Regions from separate parts of the Homo sapiens genome. Here all the other regions are linked to region 1. A link is a contact called in ENCODE Hi-C or POLR2A ChIA-PET data. All regions are on one chromosome and are shown on one strand. Each heading gives the region's core, a stretch centred on a gene start or an enhancer-like site at or near the end of the contact. The rest is flanking DNA. Distances are from core to core; before and after follow the strand shown.

Evidence for each region. Hi-C counts contacts between places; a loop is a spot of excess contacts on that map. ChIA-PET counts read pairs that join two places held with the same protein, here RNA polymerase II (POLR2A). Pooled maps may share reads with other maps.
Region 2: a map of mammary epithelial cell shows a loop between it and region 1 (4-fold over the local background). The contact joins the enhancer-like site here to the promoter of ECHDC2 in region 1. A Hi-C loop is called at or near these places in 1 of 168 maps with a recorded cell type or tissue (mammary epithelial cell) and 2 of 50 pooled maps. POLR2A ChIA-PET finds 5 or more read pairs at or near these places in 3 of 52 experiments (CD8-positive, alpha-beta memory T cell, GM12878 and HEK293).
Region 3: a map of ovary shows a loop between it and region 1 (4-fold over the local background). The contact joins the promoter of PODN here to the promoter of ECHDC2 in region 1. A Hi-C loop is called at or near these places in 5 of 168 maps with a recorded cell type or tissue (ovary, posterior vena cava, sigmoid colon and 1 more) and 5 of 50 pooled maps. POLR2A ChIA-PET finds 5 or more read pairs at or near these places in 4 of 52 experiments (A549, BJ, GM10248 and 1 more).

The regions. Positions count from the first base shown.
Region 1 is chr1:52,919,553-52,924,422 of GRCh38, forward strand. ECHDC2 (enoyl-CoA hydratase domain containing 2) reads right to left here and starts at 2,188. Exons shown (of 10, transcript NM_001198961.2): 1 at 2,001-2,188. The coding sequence starts at 2,121. It also overlaps the pseudogene LOC112268226. RefSeq lists an enhancer at 1,891-2,573 and silencers at 1,908-2,086, 1,935-2,164.
Region 2 is chr1:52,748,945-52,753,814 of GRCh38, forward strand. The region is part of intron 1 of ZYG11B (zyg-11 family member B, cell cycle regulator); the gene reads left to right. Among named protein-coding and RNA genes, the nearest start is that of ZYG11B, 25 kb to the left of the region's middle. Within about 2 kb of position 2,072, at least 3 of the 41 ENCODE cell types and tissues checked have a DNase peak (open chromatin) inside an H3K27ac peak, as active enhancers do; they include mammary epithelial cell, where a contact is called at or near this core.
Region 3 is chr1:53,059,382-53,064,251 of GRCh38, forward strand. PODN (podocan) reads left to right here and starts at 2,832. Exons shown (of 11, transcript NM_153703.5): 1 at 2,832-2,927. RefSeq lists a silencer at 2,810-2,997.

The DNA of each region.
Region 1 (4,870 bases), core at 938-3,437:
GAATGTAGCCCCGTTGTTAAGCAACACATGACTCTATGAGAAATAAAGCCGCTAAGAACAGTGAAGAATGGTTTACCACCCAACCTCAAGCTCAAAGGCAGCAGGTAAAATGTAACAGTGCTCTTGTGCCATCAGCCCCAGTGGAAGGCAGAACCTGCAGCTTCTAATATGAACATCAAATGACCCCAACTCATTCCCTGTGAGGGCTCCGTGTGTGATCTCATCCCCATGCCTCCTCTGCACTGTCATCTTGGTTTCTGTCTCTCCTTCTCTCACTGCCTTTTCCTGCCCTTTGAGCCCTCTGGCAGGGGCAGAGGCTTAATCTGCTGATCCTTGTCATTCTTTTTTGGATAAAATGATTCCCGATATTTGCAAGTGAGCCTAAAGGTCTTTAACCCATGATAATTTTGTGTTTACACATGTACAAGTCTGTATTTTGAGTCACTGAATTACTAGAAGAGCCAGTGATTACCTAATGGTTGAGAACACAGGCTTTGAAATCAGACCTGGTTCAAATAACTTAACCTTCTGTGCCTCAGTTTTTTAATCTGTAAAGTGGGGAGAATAATCTTGACTGTCTTAAGAGCTGTTGCCAGTTGGGTAGTGAACTAAGCATGAGATTGGGGGTATAAGGTTCAGCAATATTAACTGTTCAAGGAAATTCTCACCAAGTGGTGCAGTGGGACTCTAGGTGGCCTGTCCGTGTCCACTGAAGGTGGTAGATGCACACTTGGGAACAGTGGGCAACAGCAGGGAGCAAGGAACTGGATTTTATGGCAAAGCCCCGCTTCAAACTTGTTGTCAAGCCGGTAAAAAGGAAGCAATACTGCTGGGGAAGGGGCGGCAGGCGCCATGTCCGGCCACGAAGGTGGCAAGAAGCCACTGAAACAGCCCAAGAATGCAGGCCAAGGAGATGGACGAGGAAGATAAGGCTTTCAAGCAGAAACAAAAAGAGGAGCAGAAGAAACTCGAGGAGCTAAAATGGAAGGCCACGGGGAAGGGGCCCTTGGCCACAAGTGGAATTAAGAAATCTGGCAAAAAGTAAGCTGTTCCCTGTGCCTAAGGAGATGGTGACCCTTTATTTCATCAGTATTTAAACCTCTCTATTCCCTGCCATAACATCTTTTGCCACCTATGGCTGGAATTAAGTGTTGTCTTGGAGCTGTTGTACATTTAAGAATAAACTTTTGTTAAAAAAAAAAAAGAAGCAATACAACGAAATGTACAGTACAATGCCATCTGTGTATCAAATGCAGGAGACAGGGGATGAGATGCGGGGAGGAGACCCAAGGCAGGAGAAGCGCCTAGCCCTGATGGTTACCAGCAGAGGACTGAGGAGCGTTATCAGCACCACTGAATGCTCCAGAAGTTCAAACAACAACAACAACAAAAACGCAACACGCGATCAGAGGCGTTTTCTGCCAGTGACCCGCGAACTTTGCCCCCCACCCCTCGTCCCCGCTCCATACTATCCTTGATCTTGGCCAAAAGGCGGAGAAACAGCGAACTTTTCCCTGGAGCCAGAAGGACGCAAAGGTTCGCTAGCGGCCCAGGGCGGGCGCGCGGCTGGAGAGGCACCCTCCTCACTCTGCCCGCTGCCGCACTGGGCACTGGGACTGGCTCCGCTGCCTCCGCCCCCGAACCGGGCCAGGACCCTTGGCGGGGGAGGGGAACGCGCACTTAAACGCTCCTGGCCTGGGGGCCGCGGGGCCCAGTCCTACCCGTGCGGACCCCGCTCCCCCTTCCACACAGTCGGAAGACCCCAAAGGGCCTTTGAAGAGACCGAGGTTGCCAGAGGCCCCCCGCCCCCAGCTAGAGTCTGGAGCCACTAAGGCGGCCGCCCACCTCTCAGGCCTGGAGCGGTTTGGGGCGCCTAGAACTGGGAGGGAGGGACTGGGGATCGAATCCTTCAACGCACTGAGCGGCCCACCTGCCGGTCCCCCGCTGCCTCCGGCCTAGTCCCAGTCGCGTCATGCGCCGCCCCGGAACTGCACATTTACCTTGGTCCGGACCCGCCAGGGCGCGCACTTGGATCTCTGAGCCCCCGGCCGCCCCGTCGGAAGCGCAGCCGCGGGCCCGAAGGGGCCTCCAGGGGCGCAGGAGGCACAGAACGCGCAGCATCGGGGCGCAGGCTGGGAGTGAAGGTGCTTCTCCGGCCCTGCACCGTCTCGGCTCCCGCTGAGAGCTCGCAGTTCCGGCGTCGGGCGAAGCCTTCGCCAATTGCTCCACCTATGGGCCAAGCGTCTGTTGCCTCCTTCCGCACCTCCCGGGGACAGGGAGACTTGAGCGGAGGAGGTCGGGGGAAGCCCAGCTCCTCTGTGTGATTTGGTGTAACTCTGTCAACCTCCCAGCGTCAGTGTTTTAATCCTGTAAAATGGGGATAATAGTGACTACCCCGTGGTGGTGTGAAGATTAAATGGGGTGTGTGAACCTTGCTTGCACATATGCTCAATTTCATTTTTTAAATGAAATGACATTTAATGAGTCCCTTGAGCGTGTCTACACTTGCGAACCTCACTGCTTCACCTCCCATTTGCGCCTCACTTTTTTTTTTTTTTTTTTTTTTTGAGACGGAGTCTCGCTGTGTCGCCCAGGTTGGAGTGCTGTGCCTTGATCTTGGCTCACTGTAACCTCCGCCTCCGGGTTCAAGCGATTCTCCTGCCTCAACCTCCCAAGTAGCTGGGATTACAGGGACGCGCCACCACGCCCAACTAATTTTTTTTGTATTTTTAGTAGAGGCAGGGTTTCACCATGACGAAACCCTGTCTCTGTTAAACATTCAAAAAAATTAGCTGGGCGTGGTGGCGGGCGCCTGTAATCCCAGCTACTTGGGAGGCTGAGGCAGGAGAATCACTTGAACTCGGAAGGCACAGGTTCAGTGAGCTGAGATCGCGCCACTGCACTCCAGGCTGGGCAATGAGCGAAACTGCGTCCCAAAAAAAAAAATTATTCTCTTAAACACAGTATATACAAAGCACTCTCACATTGCTGATGTGAATGTCTTTAAATGAAAAGCAACTGGTAATTTATATCAAAATTATAAATGCACAAGCTCATTGCCCCAGAAATTCCAATTTTAGAAATTTAACCTACAGATAAATCCACACAGCTGTGAAATGACACGTGTTCATGGCTGTACATTGCAGCATTGTTTATAATAGCAAAAGACTGGAAGCACATGGTGCTGTCATGTGCTTCTGGTGAGGCCTCAGGAAGCTTACAATCATGGCTGAAGGTGACAGGGATCCAGCATGTCACATGGCGAGAATAGGAACAAGAAAATTAGGTGGGGAGGTCCCAGTTTATCGCCAAGGGGATGGTGCTAAACCATTCACAAGGGATCTGTCCCCATGATCCAGTCACCTCCCAACAGGGCCCACCTCCAACATTGGGAATCATATTTCAACGTGAGATTTGGAGGGATCCAACACCCAAACTATATCACAGTCTCAATATCCATCAATAGAGGGTTGGTTAAATAAATTATGGGGCTGTGTGTGGTGGCTCACCCTATTATTCCAACACTTTGGAAGGCCAAGGCAGGTAGGTCCCTGGAAGCCAGGAGTTTGAAACCAGCCTGGGAAATATAGCAAGCCCCTATCTCTACTTAAAAAAAAAAAAAAGGTACATCAATAATCTGAATACTATGCAGCTATAACAAAACACAGGAAACTGTTTATGCATTGATATGAAACAATCTTCAAAATCTATTGGTATATGAAACAAGTCAAAATGCAGAATAGTGTGTAAAGAAAGCTAAAATTTGGCCGGGTCTGGTGGCTCATGCTCATGAACCTAGCACTTTGGGAGGCCGAGACAGGAGGATTGCTTGAGGCCAGGAGTTCAAGACCAACCTAGCCAACATAGCAAAACCCCACCTCTATTGAAAGAAATAATAAAGAAAACAAAAATTTGTGTTAACAAGGGGGATAAGAGTATGCATGTGTATATTTGATTGTATTTACATAAAACATCTTTGGAAGGATAGGGAAGAAGAACCGAGAGGCTGGGAATAAGGGTAAGAGAGACAAGTTTTACGGTTTGACCTGTTATACGTTTTTGGACACAGGATGTTGTTGTTGCCCAGATTGGAGTGCAGTGGCAGTATCTTGGCTCACTGCAGCTTCTGCCTCCCGGGCTCAGGTGATCCTTCCACCTCACCCTCCTGAGTAGCTGGGACCACAGGTACATGCCACAACATTGGCTAATTTTTGTATTTCTTGTAGAGACGGGGTTTTGCCATGTTGCCAAGGTTGGTCTCGAACTCCTGAGCTCAGGCGATTTGTCCACCTTGGCCTTCCAAAGTGCTGGGATTACAGGTGTGAACCACCATGCCTGGCCCCTTTTATACTTTTTGAATCTTGATTTTTGTTTTAAGTATAACTTACTCAAAATAAATAATGAAAATGAAAACAAAGCACAATAACAAAAATTAAAAACATGCCTTAGCAAAAATAAAACTAATATATACACAAAATCAAAACATACAAACTAGCCAGGCCCGGTGGCTCATGCCTGTAATCCCAGCACTTTAGGAGGCTGAGGTGGGTGGGTCACCTGAGGTCAGGAGTTCAAGACCAGCCTGGCCAACATGGTGAAACCCTGTCTCTACTAAAAATACAAAAATTAGCCAGGCGTGGTTGTGGGCAGCTGTAATCCCAGCTACTCAGGAGGCTGAGGTGCAAGAATCGCTTGAACCCAGGAGGTGGAGGTTGTAGTGAGCTGAGATCACACCACTGCACTCCAACCTGGGCAACAGAGTGAGATTCTGTCTTAAAAAAAAAAAAGAAGCAAAAACAAAACATACAAACTATAATTGGGTATAAGATTAAAAGAAAAACCTTCCCTCCTCCATATTCCATGCATTTAT
Region 2 (4,870 bases), core at 822-3,321, 170 kb before region 1:
AATCCCAGCACTTTGGGAGGCTAAGGCAGGCAGATTGCCTGAGGTCAGGAGTTCAAGACCAGTCTGGCTAACATGATGAAACCCCGTTTCTACTAAAAATACAAAAAAATTAGTTAAGTGTGGTGCCGCGTGCCTGTAATCCCAGGTACTTGGGAGACTGAGGCAGGAGAATCGCTTGAACCCGGGAGGTGGAGGTTGCAGTGAGCCGAGATCGTGCCATTGCATTCCAGCTTGGACAACAAGTGCCAAACTATCTCCAAAAAAATAAACAAAATACCTAAATAAAAAAAGAAAGATGAGTGAGATTTTTGCTATAAAAGGACTAACAAAAGCTCTGAGATGTGAAAATATCTGTTACAGTACTTAAGGAATAGTAAGTGCTAGGTTGCTTAAACATGCAGTTTAGTGTATCTGGCAGGTAGCTTATTTGGGGCAGGGAGAAGGGAACAGTGAGAAAGGCTAGAGAGGAAGATTGGAACTAGCTAGGAAAATGTTTCGAATACCTTGCTAAAGTGTTTATACTTTATAGGTCTCTCTTTTTCCAACTTTTACTTGTAACAACTGAAGAAACTAAACTTGCTGGGGAATAGAGGAGGGAATTACTTGAAGCCAGTGTTCAAACAGGAATTTCTTGGTGATCTTGTGGGGTTTATTTTTTTTTATTTTTTATTTTTTTGAGATGGAGTTTTGCTCTCGTCGCCCAGGCTGGAGTGCAATGGTGCGATCTTGGCTCACCGCAACCTCCGCCTCCCGGGTTGCCACCACGCTTGGCTAATTTTTGTATTTTTATTAGAGACAGGGTTTTGCCATGTTGGCCAGGCTTGTCTTGAACTCCTGACCTCAGGTGATCCGCCTGCCTCAGCCTCCCAAACTGCTGGGATTACAGGCATGAGCCACCGTGCCCATCCTTATCAATTTTCAAAATACAGAGTTGATATTTCCCTGGTGTCCTTCAAAGATAACTAGTTGGTTTTTATTTTGTATCATTATGAACTCATGAATTGAACATATTTGAGGTGCAATTCCCTGTAGTTTTCAGCTGTTTTCCTGATCTTTGAAATGTGGAGTTTGGATAAGATGACCTCTAACCATCATTAGCATTTTGATGTATTTATTTCTAGTCTTGTGTTTACACTTGTTTAAACTATTTATTTTATTTTAATTTAGTTTTGAGACGGAGTCTTGCTCTGTCACCCAGGCAGTAGAGCAGTGGCACAATGTTGGCTCACTGCAACCTCCGCCTCCGGGGTTCAGGCGATTCTCCTGCCTCAGCCTCCCAAAATGCTGGGCTTGCAAGTGTGAGCCACTCTGCCTGGCCCCCAGCAACTATTTTTTTTTTTTTTTTGAGACGGAGTTTCACTCTTGTTACCCAGGCTAGAGTGCAGTGGCGCAATCTCGGCTCACTGCAACCTCCACCTCCCAGGTTCAAGTGATTCTCCTGCCTCAGCCTGCTGAATAGCTGGGATTACAGGCATGGGCCACCATGCCTGGCTAATTTTTGTATTTTTAGTAGAGACAGAGTTTCACTGTGTTGGTCAGGTTGATCTTGAACTCCTGACCTCAGGTGATCTGCCTGCCTTGGCCTCTCAAAGTGCTGAGATTACAGGTGTGAGCCATCGTGCCTGACTCTGGCAACTATTTTTAATAGCAGCTTTATTGAGATATAATTCACATACCATGCATTTCACCTATTAAAGTGTACCCAGTTCAGTGGTTTTTAGTATATGCAGAGTGGTGCAACTATAGCCACAATCAATTTTAGAACATTTTCATCACTCCAAAAAGAAGCCCTGTGCCCACTAGCATTCACTTTCCATTTTCTTCTAACCCACCTTCCCTCTAACCCTAAGCAACCAATAATCTCCTTTCTGTCTCTGTACATTTACCTCTTCTGAACAGTTCATACAAATGGGATCATACAATACGTGGTTTTTTTGTGACTGGCTTCTTCCACTTAGCATGTTTTCAAGGCTCATTCATGTTGTACAGTACATCAGCATTCCTGTTTTGCTAAGTAGTATTCCATTGTGGGGCTGTACTATATTTTGTTTATCCAGTCATCTGGTTTTTGTTGTTTCTGAAATAGAGTCTTGCTCTGTCACCCAGGCTGGAATGCAGTGGTGCCATCACGACTCACTGTAACCTCCCACTTCAGCTCCTGAGTAACTAAGACTACAGATACCTGCTACCACACCCAGCAAATTTTTGTGTTTTTTGTAGAGATGGGGTTTCACCATGTTGCCCAGGCTGGTCTCGAACTTCTGGGCCCAAGTGATCCTCCCAAAGTACTGGGATTACAATTGTGAGCCATCACGCCCACCCCATCCCACCCTACCCATTTATCAGTTTTGATGGATATATTTGGGTTGTTTCTACTATGATATAGTTAAAAAAAAAAAAAAATAGCCAGCGCGGTGGCTCACACCTGTAATCCCAGCACTTTGGGAGGCCGAGGCGGGCAGATCACTTGAGGTCAGGAATTTGAGACCAGCCTGGCCAACATGGTGAAACCCCGTCTCTACCAAAAATACAAAAATTAGCTGGGCGTGGTGGCATGTGCCTGTAGTCCCAGCTATTCTGGAGACTGAGGCAGGAGAATCACTGGAACCTGACGTGAGGCAGAGGTTGCAGTGAGCCAAGATTACACCACTGCACTCCAGCCTGAGTGACAGAGCAAGACTCCGTCTCAAAAACACACAAAAAACCCCCCAAAATTTGATCTTCATACCCTGTTTCTTGCACGTTAGCTCCCAAACCCCTTGGAAGCTCTGAAGTGAAAAGAGTTTTTGTATGCTAATGAGTTGACTGGTGTCCAGGAGCCCCTAGATAACTTCTTTCTGGGCTGGTTGCCAGAAGGACCAAGGCATGTGATAGGAAAAACAACATTTTTTCCTTCTTTATACTCCTTTATATTCACACCACTCTCAATATTTTTGATACCAAACCATATAGTAGGAGAAAACAAACTGTTTTCTCCTACTGTACTCTCAACACAGAACACTTCTGTGACCAGATGTGTGGTTTTTTTTTTTCCCTATACGGAGCAATTCTCCTATTCTCAGCAGACATCAATTGGGTGCCCTAAAATTTACCTCAGTTCTGACAGTAACCAGCATTAACATAGACCTCACAGGTGAGGGGCTCACTTCCACAAGATGGCCTCCCTCAGATGCCAATTCAGGTAGTAGGTCTCTGGATTAACCACAACACCTGTCAGTCTTGGCTACAAATTGGAGGTTCCCACACCTCCCTCCCTGGGTTTGATAATTTGCCAGAGTGCTCACAGAACCCATGAAAATTTTACTTACTTTAATACAAAGGATATTTTAAAGGATACAAATGAACAGCCAGATGGAAGAGATACATAGGGCAACCTATGGGGGAAGGAGCTTGAAGCTTCCATGCCTCCTCCAGCACACCCTACCCCACCCCTAGCACTTCAATGTGTGCAGCAGCCTGGATACTTTCCAAACCCCATTTTTGGGTGATTTTGTGGATGCATTATTACATATGCATGATTGATTAAATCATTGGCCATTGGTTATTAACAACTTTGAGTCCCTCTCCCCTCCCTGGAAGTTAATGGCAAGTGAAGTGCCTTCCTGAATTCTGTGAGTCATATTAGCAGATTATCAAACATGAGGCCCTCCTCAGGGGATCTTGGAATCCCACAGTTTATAGTTCATTGGTCAGAAGTACAAGTGGAAATCTGGGACTTGTGACTGGCACCTGCAGTGGGGACAGTGGCCTAAACTGTAGTGCTATGCTAATTCTGGGTAGTTAGTGTCAGAATTCGAATTGAATTGTAGGATACCCAGTTGGTGTCAGAACTGGTTGTTGGCGTGGGAAAAGCCCAGAAATTTGGTGTCAGTAGTGTTGTGAGTAAAAACAATTCGGACCATTTTTTTTTTCTTGGGGTGGGGTACAGAGTCTCGCTATGTCGCCCAGGCTGGAGTGCAGCAGCATGATCTCAGCTCACTGCAACCTCTGCCTCCTGTGTTCAAGTGATTCTCCTGCTTCAGCCTCCTGAATAGCTGGGATTACAGAAGTGCACCACCACACCCAGCTAATTTTTGTATTTTTAGGAGAGACGGGGTTTCACCAAGTTGGTTAGGCTGGTCTTGAACACCTGACCTCATGATCCACCCACCTCGGCCTCCCAAACTTCTAGGATTACAGGTGTGAGCTGCCGTGCCTGACCTCAGACCACTTTTTAACTATTATGAACAATGCTTCTGTAAACATTCACATACAAGATTTTGTGTGGACATGTTTTTATTTCTGGGTATATACTTAGGAGTAGAATTGCTGGATCGTATTGGTAACTGTTTAATTTTGTAATAAACTGCTAAGCTGTTTTCCAAGGCAGCTGCAACATTTTTATTTCCACCAGTAATGTATGAGGTTTCCAATTTTTTCTCCCATCAGCAATTATTGTCCATGGTTGTTCTTCTTCTTCTGGTTGTTGTTGTTGTTGTTCTTTTTTTTTTTTTTTGACAGAGTCTCGCTCTGTCACCCAGGCTGGCGTGCAATGGCGTGATCTTGGCTTATTGCAATCTCCACCTCCCAGGTTCAAGCAATTCTCCTGCCTCAGCCTTACCCTAGTAGCTGAGATTACAGGCATCTGCCAACATGCCTGGCTAATTTTTTGTGTTTTTTTGTTTTTTTTGAGACAGAGTTTCGCTCTTGTTGCCCAGGCCGGAGTGCAATGGTGTGATCTCGGCTCATCGCAACCTCTGCCTCCCGGGTGCAAGCGATTCTCCTGCCTCAGCCTCCCAAGTAGCTGGGATTACAGGCATGCACCACCACGCCCAGCTAATTTTGTATTTTTAGTAGAGATGGAGTTTCTCCATGTTGGTCAGGCTGGTCT
Region 3 (4,870 bases), core at 1,582-4,081, 140 kb after region 1:
GGGTGAGAGAGGAGAGCTTGCAGAACATGAGATTCTTGCCCTGGAGGACTCACAATCCAGTGGGAGAAAGAGGAAAAACAGCAAGAAAGTTCCAATAATAAAGAGTCTGTATGAGATGTTATAGCAGCCCAGGAGACTCCTTGTGTACTTGACTTGGACTGAAGATTTTTCATTATTCTCTTCTTGTTCCCTGGAGAGTCTTGCCTTCATCAAGGTCCTTCAGATGGAATTCATATACCCCAAACACCACCATGTGATTTGATTCCTTAAATGTCCAGAAAATCAAGCTGCTGCCATAGCTATTTGGGACTCTACTGCTTAATAAGATCTCAGCCCTCAGCTCAAAGTAGGAGGAATTATTTTCTTCTTTGATGATGAGGCATAACAAGAGCTCATTGTTCCTCATCTCCTGTTTCTCATCATCAAACCCCACTGAGAGCCTTCTTGTTCTTTACTCCTAGCTCTCTCTACCGTATCAATGTATGTCTTTCCTCCCTCCTCTTTGGAGTGTTCTTGTTTCTTATTGTTTTGAATTAGAAGGCACTTTCCCTGGGCAGTACAGAGGTTACTGTTTAATTCTTGCCACTTGTCATTTCTATTTTAATAATGTTTCCTGGCTATTTGGTCAGGTCTGGGTGATAGTTTTGCAGTAATAGCTACCATTTACTGAGCACTTACCATGTGACAGGTACTATGTAAAGTTCTGTACTTGCATTCTCCAATTTAGACATACTGTGAAGTGTAGGTACTATTTTTATATTCATTTGAACCTAGCTAGGATTTGAACCCAGCTCCAAGCTTAAAGCTTGTACTTGACACTATGTACTTCAGTAATATCAAACAGGAGCTGAAATTGAGGGGCAGCATGAAGGAATTGAAGCAGCACAAGTAGATTCAGGAAACCTCAATTTCAAACTCTGCCTTTACAATCCTTCTGAAAGAGGATTTGCTTCTAGAGCACCAAGGTTGCCTCCATTTTTCCACCAGAGACACTCAAAGTGATTCCTCCTGCAGCTTGTATCTATAGTAGCAGCCAACCACAAAGCACACATGGGCATTTGCTCAGCATTCCATAGAAAAGCCTATTTCTCTGGGAGGTGGTGGGTACTGGGTGTGTGGTGTGCCGTGTAGCGGGCCCCTGAAACACCTTGGCCTTAGCAGTTATAAGTATAGAGAATATCTTCCCCACAGGGCTAGGATGATTAAGATATTTTAAGGATTTAGGATGGTGCCTGTCATTTATTAGGCACTCAATATGTGCTGGCTCTCATTGTCCTAAAAGATTTTTAGTCCATGAGTATTCAAGCTAGTAGAATCCTGTCCTTTTAGCTCTACTTGAATCTAGGCTCAATGTTCAGGAGAAGACACGAGATGCATCTCTGTTGGTCCAGGTCCAATGCTGTGAATCACACCAACTCTTGTGAGTTTGAGCTCCAAAAGGACTGGAATTTGAGGCCAAAGAAGGCAAAATATTTTCCCTCCCCATTCTTGCTAAGTTCTTGGGTTGTTGGTGTAATGGAAACAGACAGTCCTGGGTTCAAATCTAGACTCTACATTTGCCTGCTCAAGTTACCTGCCTGTTTCCATCATGGGAAGAACTTGGGCTGTGGAGAAGGGTAAACCTGGGGTCAAAACCCCAGCTCTGCCAGTGAATGGGCATTTTACTCAGTCAAGTATCCTTTCTGAGGCCATCTCTTTTCTATAAAGTGGGGCAGCAGCAGTTCTTCCTTTGCGGAGTTGTGAAGCAGAGCATAATGCATATGGTATAACCTCACGGGGGCGGCAGCCAGTGAAAAGTCTGGAGCTGCTTTACAGGGGCCATTCATTCATTCATTCATTCAGGTTAAGGTTGAGCAAGGGGTCCCACGTGTGACTTATGCATCCTTCTCCCTCTTCAGTGGGAGGACAGCCAGGTGAGGCAGCTGTGGATGCCCTGCCCACAGGCCAGAGCAGGTAAGGGGAGGAGGCTTGCTACACAGTGGAGGTGCCAAGTACCACCTAAGCCCAGCCGCATTGCCTGTTCCACCGCCGAAGCCCCTGGCGCCAAACAGTGTTGCTTCAGCTGGTAGTAGTTAATACTCCTTTACTTGGAAACATTTTCAGTTCCTGGGAGCAATATGGTGGTGTGAGGTCTCACTGTTCACCCGCCCTGTTTCTCTGTGACTGGGATCTGCATGTCCCCGACTCCGGCCCAATTTACCATTCTTCAAGGCTCACCAGGCTGTGGGCCCAGGGCCAACAGGGATGGGAGTGGAGGGTGGGGTGGAGCGTGGGGAACTTTTCCGGGAAGAGGCCCAGCAGGGTCTTGGCTGGCGGCCCCATTAGCCACGGCCCAGGACCCCAGGGTGGGAGAGTGAACGGAAAGGTACTCGTGCCTGGAGCGGTTGCAACATCCTCTGTAATGAGGAAGATACAGCTCAGAGGCACTGGGTCGAAGGACCCCTCTCCCCAGCCCTCCTTTCAGGTGTCGGGGCCTAAAGGGGGTCCAGTTCCAGTGCGGAAGGCTGGGAACTAGGAAGCGTCGCGGACCAGACAGCCCGCCTTCCCGGTCTCCCGGGTGGGGGTTCGGGGGGCGTGGTGCGGCGGCCGGGGCTGAGAGGGGTCGGTGCGGCGGCTCTGCCTCCCCGGGAAGTGGGAACCGGCCAAGTCCCGAGCGGGGAGGGGCAGGCTTTCTCCTGCCCGCGCCTGGGGGGACCCTACGCCTGTGTCCGAAGGAGGCCGGCGTCCAGCAGATGCTCCCGGGGCGGGTGGGGAGTGGGGGAAGGGGGCGGGAGAGAGGCGGGGAGGAGAAAACCCACAACAAAACTTGCGTCGCGGAGAGCGCCCAGCTTGACTTGAATGGAAGGAGCCCGAGCCCGCGGAGCGCAGCTGAGACTGGGGGAGCGCGTTCGGCCTGTGGGGCGCCGCTCGGCGCCGGGGCGCAGCAGGTACAGGGCGCTGGCAGCCGGGGTGGGCCGAGGGGCCGGGGGCTGAGCCCGGGCAGCGCACTCAGACGTCCCCGCCTCTCCGGATGGCTCCAGCAGCTGCCTGGGGCGGGCCCGCCGCATCTCACCCCCTCTGTAGGACCCTGCACCCAGGGCACGGCCGGAGATCTCCTCCTCTGGAGTGCGACCCCTGCGCAGTCAGGACCCAGGCAGGGGCCTTCTCCTCTCTGAGCAGAGGCTGGTCCCCGTCCCCAGGCCCCTCCCGCTGCGCACATCTGGAAAGAATCTGAGGGCGGTTGGGGGCGGGGGCTGGAGTGGGAGGACGCCGGCGGGCGACAGGGAATGTGGGGGGCAGGTGGAACTGCGTAGGGGCGGGGACCCCTGTCATGAGAGCCTGGGCCCGAAGTATCCCCGCGTCTTTCCACGTCAACTCATCAGGCCCCCTAGCGACTCCAACCTCCACCTCTTTATAGATAGAGAAACTGAGGCCCAGAGAGGGGCAGAGGTCTGGCCCCAGGGCGCGTCGGACGCCGGGTGGGTCCCCTCCGGGGCTCGGCTTCCCCGGCCACTGTGCCGCCCCAGCTTAGTGCCAACCACTAGTTGAGCTAAAGGTCTCAGCTGGCGGTCTGGAGTCCGTCTATCTGTCTACGCGGCTGCTTCCCAGCCGGGACAGCTGGAGGGAGGAAGGGGTGGGGGTCCGCGAAGCGCGAGGAGCGAGATCCGCGCCTTCCTGCGAATGAGGCAGAAGCCCCAGGTTCCAGGTCCCCGAGCCACAGCCCGGCCTGGGGCGGGGGACGAGATCTTGGCGTTGGAATACCTGACGCTCCGTCAGGTGGAAGAGGAGGTGGTGGCGGGGCTGCGAGGCTCCTGGCAGCCTCGGGGGCTGGGGCTAGGAGAGGCAGCCGCAGCCTTTTGGAGAGGAGCAGGCGCGGCAGCAAGGGGCGAGCACCCCGGCCCCGGTGCGCGCGGCACTGACTGAGCTGGTCCGGGAGGCGCGGAGGATGCTCACCCAGCGCTTGGAGTGAATTACTGACCTGTCTGCCCTTCGATTACCGGCTGGCCAGGGAAGGGGAAGCTGTGGTCTGCCCTGCTCCACGAGGCGCCACTGGTGTGAACCGGGAGAGCCCCTGGGTGGTCCCGTCCCCTATCCCTCCTTTATATAGAAACCTTCCACACTGGGAAGGCAGCGGCGAGGCAGGAGGGCTCATGGTGAGCAAGGAGGCCGGCTGATCTGCAGGCGCACAGCATTCCGAGGTAGGTCACTCAGAAGAGCCCGTGGACTGCCCTGGGAAAGACCAGGGGGGACTGCTCTGGGGGTTCTGCTCCCTCATGTCCACTCTTAGGGCCCAAGACCCAGTCTACTCTAGCCTAGAGTGCAAGTTAAGAAATGTCAGAGTCACACGACTGTTTTCATGTCATCTGTGGGAGCACACTTTATCCCTTCTGTCTGAGTCTAGGATAGGGGATTACTAATGGTGGCACTTTTAGGCTTGGTGTAGTCATACATGCGAGTGCTGGCCGTGTCCTGCTTGGAACCCTTAATGAGTCCCTATCACCAACACTAGCATGGCGGTGGAGGCCCTTGGCCACCCAGGCCTCCCGCCCTGTTGACCCTTCCTTAAACACACGTCCCTCTCCTCTAGCCCCACCCCTACCTTTTGATCACACTCTACCTCTGCCTGGAGGGCTGTTTCTCCCACTCCGTCCACTTGGAGAACTCCCGCTCAGTCTTCAAGGCCAACTCAAGGCTCTGGGCAGGAGTCAGAAGACCCACATTTTACTCTTGGCCTTGGCTTTAACACACTAATTTGCAAACTGGGGGAGTCAGAGCAGATCATACTGCAGATCTTTAGATCTTTTCCAACTCTGCCTTTCACAAAGTCGTTCATTCAGCAAACATTTCCCCAGCACCCCCACTCCATGCTTGGGGAGACAGGGGAGGCCCA